Regions from separate parts of the Homo sapiens genome. Here region 1 is linked to region 2. A link is a contact called in ENCODE Hi-C or POLR2A ChIA-PET data. All regions are on one chromosome and are shown on one strand. The core of a region is the stretch at or near the end of the contact, and the rest is flanking DNA. Distances in the headings are between cores, read along the strand shown.

Region 1 (2,940 bases), core at 260-2,759, 170 kb before region 2:
CCTCCCCAAGCCCACCCTGCAGACACTGAAACCCCAGGCCAGGTGCTCCTATCTTCACAGGTTTCAGTTGCCTCTCAGAGCTTGAGTTCAACCAGACAGCCCTCCTCGGTGGGTGGCCATCCTTCTTCGGGGCTGTCCTGTCTGAAATGTGGGATCCAGCCATGTCCTGACCGGAGGCCCTGAGGTTCACCGTCTCCCGCTCGGGGAGGCGGGCGTGGCTGGGCCCGCAGGTAATGCCAGCCAGTCCCTGCACCTGGCCCCATTGGGGATGTGCTCAGGAGCTGCTGCTAGTCAGCCAAGGCTCCCAGAGGCACAAGCTGTAGACACTGAGGGCCCCGGGTGTGGAGAAGACCTGGCTCCTCGTCACTGGCTATCGGAGAGCGCTGGGGTGTTAGGAGAACACGGTGAGCATGAGGCCGGGGATCGGGGCTGGGGTTGCTGAAACTCTTAGCGCCACATGAGGCCGAGGGAGTCAAGTCCTGGGGTGGCCATGAGGGGCTCGCCACACCATTCTATGCACTTCTATGCTTGAAGATTCTCACAGTAAAAGATTCACAAGACAGAGGAGGAAAACGCCTAGGTCCACCGAGTCGTGGCAGCAAAAGACGCCACGGCAGTGATGAGGACCACGTGCCTAAGATTCAATCCCTGCTGCTGCCGGCCTCCCAGACGTCCCCTGGCGGGTGACAGACAGGATGAAGGAACGATGGGCTCCACTCTGCAGAGGACACAGTATAGGCTGGAGGAGCGAGGAGGCTGGGACTGGATGACTGGCTGGTGTGGGTGGCAGGCGCCGCATTGCTTGGCGGTGCACGTGGTGTGTGGGGGCATGTGAGGCTGGGGGCTGTCTGCTCTTTAGGGCGGTCGCAGCTAATAAGTGAGATTTCAGCTAGAAAAGCAGACATCTGGTGCCAACACAAGGCGAGAACAGAGGGTGAGGAGAGGCGTCTGAGCTGATGTCGCCAGAGCTCAGCAGGAGCCGGCACAGGTGCAAGGACAGATAAGCCTCGAGAAAGGGCCAGGGAGAAGAGCCCCAGCTTCTAGAACAGATAGGGAGGACCCACAGGACACCCCACAACGGGTGGCCCATCTCACCCTGTGCACGTTGCAGGCAGTGAGCCCTTGGGCTGGATTTGGTGTCCAGAGTGGATGACACCTGTCCAGGGCAGGACCACAGGGTGCAGATGAACAGTGCAGCTGAGAGGGAGGTCGGGGCTCAGGGAGGGGCTGGACACCACCTGGGCAGAGCCAGGGTCAGGAAGAATGTTCCAAGGAGCTGCGAACACGGCCCCTCCACCGTGCAGACATTCAGGCGGAGGCAGGAGTGCCGTCCACTCGTAGACGGGACTCTGGCACAGTTGAGAGCCAGGAACCTACCCAGGGAAGACACTGGTGGCTGTCAGGCATCACACTCCCAGCAGCAGGGTTGCCTCTGCCTGTGATCCTTGCCAGTGTCCTCCTTGGACTAGAGTGGGCGTGCCCTCCCTGCTGTACCCTTGAGGCAGGAGCCATGGCTGTGCAGCGTCAGCACTCTCTCGGCCGGCTCGGCAGCTGTGAGGATGCACGTGTGAGCGAGTCTTGGCAGCCGTTTATTTATTCCAGCCTTGCGGGAGGTGGCCCTGCTGAGCTGGCATCTGTGCCGCTGCCCTGGCCAAGGTCTCTAGGCAGGGACAGACAGGGCAAGAGCTACTGGCCACCCAGGATGGGACGTGGGGACGGGCACTCTAGGGGCCCCTGAGACCCAGATCTCCCTATGGCCTGCTCCCCTCCAGTGGTCCTGCATCCAGGCTGGAGCCTGCCAGGTGCCCACACCCCTCCTCTGTGCCACTCAGGCCCAGAGGTCATTAACAAGGGCACTTCGGGTGGGCGAGGAGGGCAGATGAGGGGACTTCTCAGCTGGGAGTGAGGACCCAGAAGCAGTGCCTTTCTTTCCTGACTGGGTGCACACAGACCCCAACTTGTGCAAAGCTGGGGGGTCCTGAGGGCATACACCCCCACACGCTCACATACACACCTTTGTAATCAGAATTCCTTGGCCCCAAACCCCCTAGCCAATTCTCAGAACAATCATGGGTGGGTGCAACTGCCCACGGGAAGCTGCTGAAGGCTTTGGTTGTTTTGGAGACAGGGTCTTGCTCTGGAGCCCAGACTGGAGTGCAGTGCAGTCTCCACCTCCACAGCTCAGGCATTCCTCAGCCTCCTGAGTGGCTGGGACCACAGGTGTGCACCACCATACCGGCTAATTTGTTTTTAAACTATTTGTAATGATGGGGTCTCTCTATTTTGCATAGAAGATCTCGAACCCCTGGGCTCAAGCAATCCTCCTGCCTTAGCCCCACAAAGTGCTGGGATTACAGGTGTGAGCTGTTGCGCCAAGCCACACTGATGCCTTGTGTGACCTGACCCAGGCTCTTGTGCAGTGAGTGAGCCCTAACTCATCACCCTCAGATGGTGTAATGGGCTGAGCTGTTCCCCTAAAATCCACAGGGTGAAGTGTGTGATGTCTTGAATGTTCTCTGCAAAATTCACACTGAAATGTAATACCCACTGTGGCACTGTGGGGAGGCGGGGCCTTTAGAAGGCGGCACTGTGGGGAGGCGGGGCCTTTAGAAGGCGGCACTGTGGGGAGGCGGGGCCTTTAGAAGGCGACACTGTGGGGAGGCGGGGCCTTTAGAAGGCGGCACTGTGGGGAGGCGGGGCCTTTAGAAGGTGACTGGGTCATGAGGGCTCCGCCCTGGTGAACGGATTAATCCATTCATGGACTAGTGGGTTAATGGACCAGTGGGTGACCATGGGCATGGGACTGTGGCTTTCTAAGAAGGGGAAGGCGGCAGCTCGCTCAGACCCTGTACCACGGACACCCTGCACCACCTCCGGACTCTTCGGAGTCCCTACCAGCAAGAACGCTCTCACAGAACTGGCCACGGGCCTTGGACTTCT
Region 2 (3,117 bases), core at 373-2,872:
TGTCTCTACTAAAAATATGAAAATTAGCTGGGCATGGTGGTGGGCGCCTGTAATCTCGGCTACTCGGGAGGCTGAGGCGGAGAATCACTCGAACCTGGGAAGTGAGCTTGCAGTGAACCGAGATTGTGCTACTGCACTCCAGCCTGGGTGACAGAGTGAGACCCTGTCTCGAAAAAAAAAAAAAAGAGACCTCAGAGAGCTCTCCCACCCCTTCTACCAGAGGCGAAGGGGACCCAGTGGGAAGGTGCCGTCCGTGAACCAGGGAGTGGCCTCACCAGACATCGAATCTGCCAGAGTGTGGATCTTGAACGTCCCGTCCTCTGCAGCCGTGGAGATGCGTGTCTGTTGCTTTTATGCCGCTCAGGCCATGGCGTTTCCGGATAGCAGCCAGGTTGGAGGGACCCGCTGTCTCTCTGGGACCACTCTCTTCGTCGCCTGATGTCCACCGTCTTGACAGATGTTGTTTCCCATATTTCCTGGAGTTTTTTAGTTGCTAAATCCTGGCCTCTGCTACTCTCTTTGCTAAAAATGCTAGTCCTTGATGAAATGGAATCTTGATACTTTAATACAGAGTGGAACATAGTCACTAAATAAAACCTGGAAAAATGTAGAAGAGTAGCAGGAAGAGAACACACCCCAGCCCCGCGGTCCACCCACCCGCAGTCCCTATCGCCACCTCCTGGCTCTGGTTTCCCTGCTCGTGGGGCTGGGCAGCATTGCTGCAACTCTTGATTCGCTTTCCTGGGGCCACCATAACCAAGCAGCACAACCCGGGAGATGGCTCAGAGTCTCTCTGCGTCCTGGGAGCCTGAGATCCAGGAGTGGGTGGGTTGGAGAATGGTTCTCCCTGGGTCACTCTGGAGGACCTCTTAAGGTGGACTTCTTAAGGGACCCCCGGCTCCCACCTTGCCAAAGAGCCTCCGAGCCACACCTGCCTCCCGCAGGCCTCCAGTTGGTGCCCACATGCAGCCCCCGCCGTGGGGTCACCCTGGGGTAAGGGTCTCTCCTCCCCTGCTAACCTTCTGCTGGGTCTTGGCATCCCTGGGATGAACCCTCCTGGCCTGGACCTTGCCGGCCCACATCAACCCCCAGCCCTCTGCTCCTTGGCCTCACCCACAGCCTGCAGAATGTAGGTGAGTTTCCTGATGATAATATAATAATAGCAATGATGATGATGATGATGATGATGGCAATAACAATGATGACAGTCAACACTGCCGCGTGCCGGGCTCTGGCCCTTTGCATGTCTGGGCCGGCTGTACAAGGCACTGCTGGGGCTCCCGGGCTGGGAGCCAGGGACAGGCACCGTCACAGCAGCCAAGGGGCCCCCCTACCACCCCAGCACCTGCTGGCCCTGAACCAGCTGCTCCTTGAGAGCTTTGACAGACTCTTCCGCTTGGCAGCATTTTAATCTGCTGGTGCAAGAGCCTTGTCGCTTCCTCAAAGCCTGTGCCCATGGCCGTGGGCAGCTGCCTGTCCCTGTATAGGCAGAGCTGCGTCATGCCCTGTGGCCCCAGGTCTGGCTCTGGGGTTCTGGCTGGGCGGGGCCTGGAACCTTCTGGGAGTCACCATTGACTGGCTGCAGCCACCGGCTTCCCAGCAAGGATGTCCTCTTCTGTAGGAAAATGGGGACGTCGGGAGCATTCTCTGGACAGCAGGAGATGCATGTCGACAGGCTGGCCCTGCCTCTTCCCACCCCAGAGTGGTGAGTGGGGATTCTGGGGACTTCCCTGGCCCCCATGGGCCTCGCGTGTCCTGGTGCCCATGTGTCTCCAGTCCCAGGGTCGGCCACGGTGTGGACCCCTCCACTTTCCTCCAGGCCTGAGGTGGGGCCCGGGCGGCCTGTCAAAGAAGAGCCCAGCCCAGACCCTCCCCAGATCCCTGGGGGAAGGAGGCCACCAGGCACCCTGCCTTCCTGCTGCCTGTCAGGGTGAATCTCAGGGGACCCTGGTGCAGGAGGGGCTGGCTCTGAGCTGGACAGGCCTCTGGGGTTGCCCTGGTGGCCTTCCCTCTCTCTGGGTCAGACGTGCCCAGGCAGGGAGGGTCCAGGCCATGACAGAGCCGGGCCAGCTGGGGACAGGGCATCCCCCAGTGCAATCCTTGTAGCGAACGGGTCCTAGAGTGCAGCTGGCGGGACACTCCCGCCATCACTGGATTTACTGCAGGTGGAGACGGGTTCTGTACCCACGTAGATGAGGAAACAGGCACAGAGAGGGGGCAGCCTGCCCAAGGTCACCGGGGAGGGAGTGGAGAGGCTGGATGCCCTTGGGCCCAGACTGCAGCCTCCCCTCCCCGATGTGCTGCGGCCCCAGTGTCCTGGGCCCCATGTGGCGCCTGAGCCCACAGGTGTCACCAAAGGTCTGAGTTGCGGGGACAAAGGCGGGGACAGGCCCGAGGTGCGGGGACAAGGGCGGGGATGGGCCTGAGGTGCAGGGACAGAGGCGGGGACAGGCAACCCCTGCGGTTCGAGGGGTAGGTGGCCACACGTCAGTCCCTGGGAGGGCCAGGCAGGAGGTGGGCCCAGCGGGGCTGGGAAATGAGGGGCCAGTGCCCCCACGCTCACTGCAGGGGATGTGAGAGGGCGAGTGGTCGCTCAGCCACACCCACACCCGTGTGTACAGGACCCACGCCCGCCCGCCTTGCTGTCCCGCCCGTGCACGGCTCACACAGCTTCTCCCATTATTCAGGCGCTGCCGGGCCCTGCAGGACTCAGATCGTCCCTGTGCCACTTGGCAGGGTCACCCTCACGCCTGCCCGGTGGCCCCACCTGCCCCACCTGCCCAGCTTCTCTCCCTTCTCAGTGCTGTCTGTCCCAGAGCCTCCCATCAATGGGGCCAGAGGGCTCTGGCCCGGCTGTGGGCTGACTGTTCTCCCCAAGATGCCTGAGAGCCACCCGGGCACCGGACTTGCCAACATGCAGGCACACGCAGGCACACACCTGGGCCACACGGCCCTGAGCACACGCCTTGCCCAGCCCTCCTCCGGGCTGTGGTGCGGGTGCCAGGTGCCACCTGCTGGCGGGCTACAGCATCACGGCTCTCGCCCTCCGGAACCTTCCATGGTGCCACACCAGCCTCTGGTCTGGCTGCAGACGGCTTGGGCTGGGCAGGGAAGCTT

Evidence for each region. Hi-C counts contacts between places; a loop is a spot of excess contacts on that map. ChIA-PET counts read pairs that join two places held with the same protein, here RNA polymerase II (POLR2A). Pooled maps may share reads with other maps.
Region 1: a loop to region 2 is called in a map of HCT116, with 4 times the contacts of the local background. The contact joins the enhancer-like site here to the promoter of LINC02688 in region 2. A Hi-C loop is called at or near these places in 4 of 168 maps with a recorded cell type or tissue (HCT116, HepG2, adrenal gland and 1 more) and 4 of 50 pooled maps. POLR2A ChIA-PET finds 5 or more read pairs at or near these places in 4 of 52 experiments (H1, PC-3, WTC11 and 1 more).

The regions. Positions count from the first base shown.
Region 1 is chr11:875,167-878,106 of GRCh38, forward strand. The region is part of intron 10 of CHID1 (chitinase domain containing 1); the gene reads right to left. Among named protein-coding and RNA genes, the nearest start is that of TSPAN4, 34 kb to the left of the region's middle. Within about 2 kb of position 1,510, at least 3 of the 41 ENCODE cell types and tissues checked have a DNase peak (open chromatin) inside an H3K27ac peak, as active enhancers do.
Region 2 is chr11:1,048,258-1,051,374 of GRCh38, forward strand. It overlaps LINC02688 (long intergenic non-protein coding RNA 2688), which reads left to right and starts at 1,623. Exons shown (of 4, transcript NR_160890.1): 1 at 1,623-1,705. LOC124902605 reads left to right here and starts at 1,435. Exons shown (of 4, transcript XM_047427955.1): 1 at 1,435-1,517; 2 at 1,622-1,705.